3 separate regions of the Homo sapiens genome follow, and all the other regions are linked to region 1. The links are chromatin contacts, found by Hi-C in ENCODE. All regions are on one chromosome and are shown on one strand. The core of a region is the stretch at or near the end of the contact, and the rest is flanking DNA. Distances in the headings are between cores, read along the strand shown.

Region 1 (2,593 bases), core at 37-2,536:
AAACAAGTTTATTTCGGGGGCAGAATCTTCTGATTTCAAAATGTCAATTGAATTTATCAATTTTAACCTTTCGGAATATTTCAGGTTTTTTTGGGGAGGGTGGCATCAAGTCCTCTTAAGAATATTATAGGGATGTGGCCGGGTGCGGTGGCTCACGCCTGTAATCCCAGCACTTCGGGAGGCCGAGGCAGGCGGCTCACGAGGTCAGGAGATCGAGACCATCCTGGCTAAAACGGTGAAACCCCGTCTCTACTAAAAAAAAAAAAAAAAAATACAAAAAAATTAGCGTGGTAGCGTGGTGGCGTGGTGGCGGGCGCCTGTAGCCCCAGCTACTCGGGAGGCTGAGGCAGGAGAATGGCGTGAACCCGGGAGGAGGAGCTTGCGGTGAGCCGAGACCGCACCACTGCACTCCAGCCTGGGTGACAGAGCGAGACTCCGTCTCAAAAATAAAAAATTCTAAGGATGTTGGGACGGGTACCACTTTGCTTTCTGATTTCTGTCCAACAAATCTTTATGATCGTCTGTTTTATTCAACAATACTGCGGGAAAAGCTTCAGCTGCAAGCTGAGGGGGTGGGAGGTGGGGAGATGGAAGAACGCGCTGCAGGTGTGCGGATTCTGCCTAAAATTGCGGCTACGAACTGGACCTTGAACACTCCTCCGTCAGCTGACTTGACTGCCTGTGTACAGTCTCAATTTGAGCCGACACACGGATTTCACTTTTGAAAAGCAACGAAGATGAAGAACTCGTTTTGAGAAATGGATGAGAAAAAGGTAGCTCAGGAGACGAAGCCTCGGGAAAGGAGGCAATCAACCCCACCCCACCGGCCTGTGCTTCCGGCCTCGACGCTCCGCCGTGCTCCCCGAGGCCGCTCCTCTGCGGAGCTCGCTCTCCCCACTGGTCCCCAGTCCCGCAGCTACGCGGCCTCCGCACGGTTAAGCAGCACGGGCCGGGCGTCTGCACCTTCGGAGAAAAGCCGCCGCCCAGGCTCCGCGCTGCGGCGTTACCTGTTAAGAAGCAGGGAGGCGGCGCTGAGACAGAGCAGCAGGAAGCAGAACAGCGGGTACTGGCGGCAGATCTCGCGTCCCACGTCCAGTCGCAGCCGCTGCTTCAGCTTCTGCCCCATCGTCCGCACCCAGGGCACCATCTCCGTAACGGCGAGGCCGAGACTGCGCTACTGGCTGAGGCAGAGGTCAAGGCGACCCCCCATCCACACCTCGCGTCCCCGCCCCACCGACTTGGCGGCGCACACAGACGCCTACCGGCAGTTAGCCGCCGCAGGCTGAGGTCGCGTCCGGCTGGGCCCAGCCCCACGCCCCCCGCCGCGCGTGCGCGGCCGCGGTCCCCAGCCGACCAGAGGAACGGCCGTAGAACGTGCCCGAAGTCGTCACCCAGCGCAAAGCCTCTAGCGTCTCGCCGCTCCGCCCTCCTGGCCGGAGTAGCGCGCAGTCTTCCGTGGAAACTCTGACAACACTGGCGACCGGCCATTTCCGGAAATCAAAGGACAGCCCCAGCACCCAGTAACTGCCTGTATTGCGGAGGAGAGGGAAGAAGGTTGTAGGGAGCCCGGAAGAAACTACAGCACCCCCGTAGCCGCCGGGCGCTGCCTGAGGGGCAACCGGAGCTCGTGGAGCCCGCTGGGAACTGTAGTCTTCGTGACACGAACCCGCAGAGGGATGGAGCGGGTGGTAGCGCTTCCCCGACCCCGCAACGCTCCGCGCCTCACCGTACACTCGGCTCCGGGTGGGAGCAGGTCCGAGCTTTGCGTGACGCCTAAGGGAGAGGGGGATAGGAGGACGCCTTTGAGTCGGTATTTTAAAAGGGGTGTGTTGGGGGCTGGGGGGGTGGCGAGTAAAACAGCCCTAGAATAAAGACTACAACTCATCAGGCCGCCACCCCACCAACAAAATCTCTTTTGCGCGCTCACGGGCAAGGGTAGAGCTCAATTCACGCCGGCTCCGGGAGCCCAACCAAAATCCGAGTGCTTGGAAGAGGCAGGTTGGCAGATTAGGTAAAATCCCTCTTATAGAGTCTCATGGGGTTTTCCCTTTACTAATTCATCACATTTCTAAATTTTTTTTTCTGTATTGTCCGCTACAGTGAGAGATGCAGGAAGACTATTATCGCGAAAATTTACTTAGGCGGTACAGACACTAAGCACTTTCATTTGACCTTCATGCATTCACCCCATGGTGTAGGTACAGTACTATAGTTTCAATCATTATACAGGCAAATTACTGAGACAGAAAGGAACTTAGGATCATAAAACTAACAAAGCCGGAATTTGAACACGTTCTAAAGACAGAGCCTGTGCCTGTCATCTCTCTTTCCTAGGATCTTATCCTTCAAAGTGGGGAAACAAATGTTTTTTAATGATGTATGTAGTTTCATGAATATTTTCCCGTATTACAAAAACATGGATCTTTAATGATGCATTATTATCCTTTATCAGAATGTACCATCCTGTTCCATTATTGCTAACCACTAAAGTCCATTGATATTACCATCCTTGATGATAAACCTATGCACATTTCTAATTATTTAGAATCAACTTTAATACAATTACTGGGTCAAAGGGTAAAAACAAACATTC
Region 2 (2,593 bases), core at 46-2,545, 4.2 Mb after region 1:
ACACCTGGGACCCAAGTACCTGGGACCACACTCACCTGTCCCGTGGCTCACGCCTGTAATCCCAGCACTTTGGGAGGCTGAGGCGGGTGGATCACGAGGTCAAGAGATCGAGACCATCCTGGCCAACATGGTGAAACCCCGTCTCTACTAAAAATACAAAAAGTAGCTAGGCATGGTGGCGCTCGCCTGTAATCCCAGCTACTGAGAGGGTGAGGCAGGAGAATCGCCTGAACCCGGGAGGCGGAGGGTGCAGTAAGCCGAGATCGCGCCACTGCACTCCAGCCTGGCGACACAGCGAGACTCCGTCTCAAAAAAAAAAAAAAAGTGTCTTCAACTCAGATAGAAGGAGTCAATGAGAAGGTTCTTAAAAGCCCGAAGACCTATTTCCCAGAAAACTCTAATTAACCTTATAATTTGTATAGTTAGTTACAGTGAGTATGAGCTGTCTTGCTCTGTACTTCAGCTGTTGTAAGTGTTTACGAACTGTCTCCAAAAACAGATGCAAATTTCCCTCATGGCAGAGATCGTAACGAATTTATCTATCCACTTTCTCACAGCGCCACACCGTTCCTTACGCACAGCAGGAATGCAATCAGTATTTGTCGATGGTTCCCCAAACTAACAGGAGTGGCTGCACTACGCACACTTAGGTGATACGTACACTTGTCAAAACGGCAGAAACGCAACCTCAATTTCAGAAAAACAAACCACATTCCTTTGGGAAGGCCACCTCTGCCACAAGCAGCCAAAGCGCTTGCATAGGGGTGAGAGGCGATGGGAAGGGTACTGGAAGGCTCCCCCAGATAAAAACAAAAGACTCCTTCCAATCGCCTCAAACACGCTCGGAAACCTCCACGACCTGCGCCAGCCCACAGGAGGGGGCCAGCTTGACCTGAGGCTGCACCACTCCCCACTTAAAGCGGCGAGTATCGGCGGGGGAGCGCAGGAAGCTTACTAGTGGGGCGACCCAGTCGTTCCGGCGCTTTCCCTCTCCCTTCACGTCTTACCTGCTTGGCCAAGAACCTGCCCAACTCACTGCGGCTCTTCTCGTTCTTGGCTGCGATTAACCGCAGCGGCGCGGCTGCCACCTCCAGCAAGAAGTGCTCCATGACCCAGGGCCCTCACCCCGAGCGGCCACCTGCGCTCCCTACTTCGCGGCCAGCGTCCCCAAGCCGCCGAGGTCCCAGTGCCCGAGCAGCCAGCAACTACGCCCGCAGGAAAGGCGTCCTCAGCTCCAGCGCCTACACCGGGAGAGGGGCACCACACGTGGGTGAGCACACGGCGTTTGACGTCATCAGCTCGGGACGGCTACGCTGCGCCCTCCCGGCCTCAGCCCCTCAGCGGCGGAAACGCCAGTCTTCGCTGTCCCGCCTTTTCCGGGAGGGAAATGGAAACAAAAATCTAGTCGGTTTGGATGCAGGAGTGATGGGGACTCGCGAACACAGCACGTGGTGGGACAGAAAGAAGAGTGCGTTAGGCCGGGGAGGAAAGAGGGGGCGTGTGAGTCTCAGCCCACCGTGCCTTGCTTCTGCCTTAACACACGGAAAGATCAGATGTGAGAGAAAAGCTGATTCTCGGCCGGGCGCGGTGGCGCATGTCTTTATCCCAGCATTTTGGGAGGCCGAGGAGGGCAGATCACTTGAGGTTAGCAGTTCGAGACCAGCCTGGGCAACATGGTGAAACCCCCTTCTCTACTAAAAATACAAAAATTAGCCGGGCGTGGTGGCGCGCGCCTGTAGTCCCAGCTACTCGGGAGGCTGAGGCAGGAGAATCGCTTGAACCCGGGAGACGGAGGTTACAGTAAGCCGAGATCGTGCAGCTGCACTCCAGCCGCGCGACACAGCAGACTTTTACTGTCTCAAAAAAAGAAAGAAAAGCTGATTCTCCCCTTCTTGTTAGCGGTGGCAGTTACCCCCTGTATAGGTAGGGGTCAGCAGTAACCTTAGTTCTTGCCTCCTCAGAAGAAATAATTCCACGAAGGGCATAAGGCAGGATAGACCTAGACAAGTTTCAGAATAGAAGTAAAAGTTTATCAAAAAGCTTTAGAACGGGACGGAAAGAAAAGGAGGAAAGTACAACTTGGAAGACTGCCAAGCAGGCGACTTGAGAAACCAAGTGCGCAGCTTGACCTGTTGACTTGAAGTTTTATATGTTGGCATACTTTGGGGAACTTGCATTGCTTCTCCCCACTCCTGAGATCTTACTGGGAAGCTACTGATCAGTTTCAGGTGTTTTCTATTAGGAGACTGCCTTTCGCTGGCCCCGGTGAACGTTAGAGAAACAGTTAAGAACCGCCTGACCATCGTTTGATTGTCACCCAATAGTCCTGGTATGTGTGGGGTGGGGAGCGCTCTCCTGTTCTGCTCATACCTAACTAGTTAACATTCTGCCCCAGCAATTCCCCTTGTAGGACTCTAGCCTGCGGAAATCCTCACTAAGTGTGACAAAGACACCCCTTGCAGTTTTCTTAATACAGATATTGGAAGAAAATGTTCAATTGGGAATATTAAACTATGGGGTGTAAGTTATAGCATATTCTGGAAGTCATAAAAAATAGTAGAGTCCATAACATTAAAAGTGCACTTGTGGGCTG
Region 3 (2,593 bases), core at 42-2,541, 4.0 Mb after region 1:
GACTTTGAAAATCCTTCAGAATAATGCTATAGTTAAGATTTTGCTAAAGCAAGTGTTTTTTCTAACTCCTTGAGCTGCATATTGCCTTGAGTAATCATCATCCGGATTGTATCCTGTAGAATAAAGTGAAATCTGGTTATAGTTTTACCTGGTTAAACAAGGTATAGCTATACCATTTTATCTGTTAAAATCAAGAACCAATACTACCTATTGGAACTGCTGCCTTTTAGAAAAGCTAAAAGAGTTCCACATACATACATATAAAATGTACAACATAAAAGTCAAGTGATGATGCTGAAGAGTGTAGATACTCTTTTATCTACATATTTTAAAATACTAAATTTTAAAATAATAATTTAAAATCGGTAACATTACAAGCAATGATCAAGATATACCAGCTCAGTGGCACTATATTCCAAGATGTCTGCTAAACTTAAAAAAAAAAATTCACTGATCAATAAAAAGGGTTAGGATCTGTCCTCACCATGATTTTGTTCTCACCTCTTCGGTGGCACTTTTGTTTCTTCTGAATTCTTCTCTTGCCCAATCTTTCAGGTATTTGCGATCAGAATCATTTGGAACTTGCCGAATTGTTTGCAAAATCCTTCTGTAGAGGAGAAGAACTTGTTGCCTTCTTACGAACTGTAAAAGGGAGGAGTAAATAGCAATTACTACTGCACAATCGCCAGCCTGGAAAGTTCTACTTCAGCAAACCAAGCTGTAACCAGAGTACTTCTCGTTGGTCAATTTTGAAAAAGGCAAAGAAAAACTTTTTTTTTTCTTTTTTTGGCCAGATGCAGTGGCTCAGGCCTGTAATCCCAGCACTTTGGGAGGCCAAGATGGGAGGATCACTTGAGCCCAGGAGGTCTAAGCTGAGGTAAGCCTTCATTGCGCTACTGCACTCAGCCTGGGCGAGAGTGAGGCCCTGTCTCAAAAAGATGTTTTAAAGAAAGCATCACGAGGTTCATCTGATCTTTTTGCTTACTGCTCTGTCAAACCTAAGAACCATTAAAAAATCAGGAGCTGCCTACCGGGCTGAAAAGGGCTGCCGGTCTCCTAGAAGTTGTTATTACAACGACAGCACTTTTTCTAAATTAACAGTTGTTCAAATCTTTGGTAATCTCATTTGCTGTTTGCCACAGCTCAGTGCAATAGACTTTTACCGTGGGCACTGGGCAGCTGAGGCACCGGGACTCAGGGAAATCAAGCGCCTGACGCTGTCTCACGCGATCGCACCAAACCAAGGAAGCAGCCAGTGCCTCCCGTCAGGCCCCGCGGAGCGAAGCACCGCCCCGCAGGCATCGGGCCAATCTCAGAGGGCGCGCACGCCGCATCAGGACCCCGGAACCCGCCCCGTTGGGGATAGGGACAGATGGAGAATCCAGCTCAGACCCAGGTAAGCTGCTTTGGAAGGCAGAGAACCGCCGGTACCTGCTTTAACGTTAGCGTCGCTGGGGGTAAGCGGGAAGCAGCCATGTCCACCAGAGGTCCGCCGGAGCCTCAGCGCGCAGGAGCGGAAGTGGGGTTCGACCAAGGGGTGTGGCGAGCCCGGTTTCCTAGGAGACGGCCCGCGGGTTGCTCTCGGACTGAGAGCGCGAGGCTTCGGGACTGAGCCCTAGCTGCTGCGCTGGCCGAAGTTTTCTCGTCGGTAAAATAGGATAACAGTGCACCATAGGGTCGTTTTGATAAAGAAGAAAGGTAGGGCACTTAACACAGTTCCTGGTAAAGAGAGTTCAAATGAAAGTGAAGGAGGCCGGGCGCGGTGGCTCTCACCTGCAGTCCCAAGCACTCTGGGAGGCCTGTAAGGTGCCTGTAATCCCAGCTCCTCGGGATGCTGAGGCAGGAGAATCGCTTGAACCCGAGAAGTGAAGGTTGCAGTGATCCGAGATCGCACCACTGCACTCCATCCTGGGCGACAGAGCGAGACCCTGTCTCGAAAAAAAAGTTAAGGTTTTTTTGGGGGAAAGAGGTGAAAACGTATTTAAATGTTCTTTCGAGCCTTTAAAAATGTGTATAGTTGAAAATACTAAAATTGAAAGTGTTAATTTCTTTTACAGTTTGTGTTGGTTTTTTCTCTTTCTCGTTTTTGTCCTGTTCTTTTGTAGCGCAAAGGTTTTCCGGGAGCGGTGGCCTTCATGATCATTTGAAACAAAGCTTTGAATGGCTCACCCACTTCAGTCTTAAGCACTTTTCATCACTAATAACGAGGAGCCTAACATCCCTAAGCCTCAGGCTTTTGCTTTTATTTCCTTATAGTTGTTTTATCTTTCCCACAATACACATGCCTTTGGGTTAAATCACTAGAAGTGGAGTTAGCGAATCTTTGCCATATTAATTTTCCAAGTGGTGTTGTATCGAATTAAAATAGAACGAAAAATGTTCAATTACTAGTTTACTGGGGACTTGCTTGCCTCGCCTGTTAGCATCCTGGGGCTCCCTATTCCTAGCTGTGTTCTGGCTATTTCCCCTCTCCTGGCCTATTACCTCCCCTGTAAAGTGAAATATAGCATCTACCTCAGTTGTGTATCTCTAATGTACTGAGAACAGGTCCTGGCACATGTAAGAACTCTAATCATTAGCTCTTTTGAACTTT

Evidence for each region. A loop is a pair of places that touch in the nucleus more often than their neighbours do. Pooled maps may share reads with other maps.
Region 2: a loop to region 1 is called in a pooled map, with 8 times the contacts of the local background. The contact joins the promoter of MDN1 here to the promoter of SNX14 in region 1. A Hi-C loop is called at or near these places in 8 of 50 pooled maps.
Region 3: a loop to region 1 is called in a pooled map, with 12 times the contacts of the local background. The contact joins the promoter of MDN1-AS1 here to the promoter of SNX14 in region 1. A Hi-C loop is called at or near these places in 7 of 50 pooled maps.

What each region holds. Positions count from the first base shown.
Region 1 is chr6:85,592,572-85,595,164 of GRCh38, forward strand. SNX14 (sorting nexin 14) reads right to left here and starts at 1,287. Exons shown (of 29, transcript NM_153816.6): 1 at 1,008-1,287. The coding sequence starts at 1,147. RefSeq lists enhancers at 1-363, 364-947, 948-1,531, 980-1,149, 1,460-1,579 and a silencer at 1,210-1,429.
Region 2 is chr6:89,818,499-89,821,091 of GRCh38, forward strand. MDN1 (midasin AAA ATPase 1) reads right to left here and starts at 1,296. Exons shown (of 102, transcript NM_014611.3): 1 at 1,008-1,296. The coding sequence starts at 1,109. RefSeq lists enhancers at 1-373, 950-1,339, 994-1,613, 1,614-2,233.
Region 3 is chr6:89,637,241-89,639,833 of GRCh38, forward strand. It overlaps MDN1-AS1 (MDN1 antisense RNA 1), which reads left to right and starts at 1,292. Exons shown (of 4, transcript NR_111915.1): 1 at 1,292-1,396. LYRM2 (LYR motif containing 2) reads right to left here and starts at 1,507. Exons shown (of 3, transcript NM_020466.5): 1 at 1,432-1,507; 2 at 502-642; 3 at 1-113. The coding sequence starts at 1,476. The coding sequence ends at 33. RefSeq lists enhancers at 255-1,454, 807-1,036, 1,257-1,306.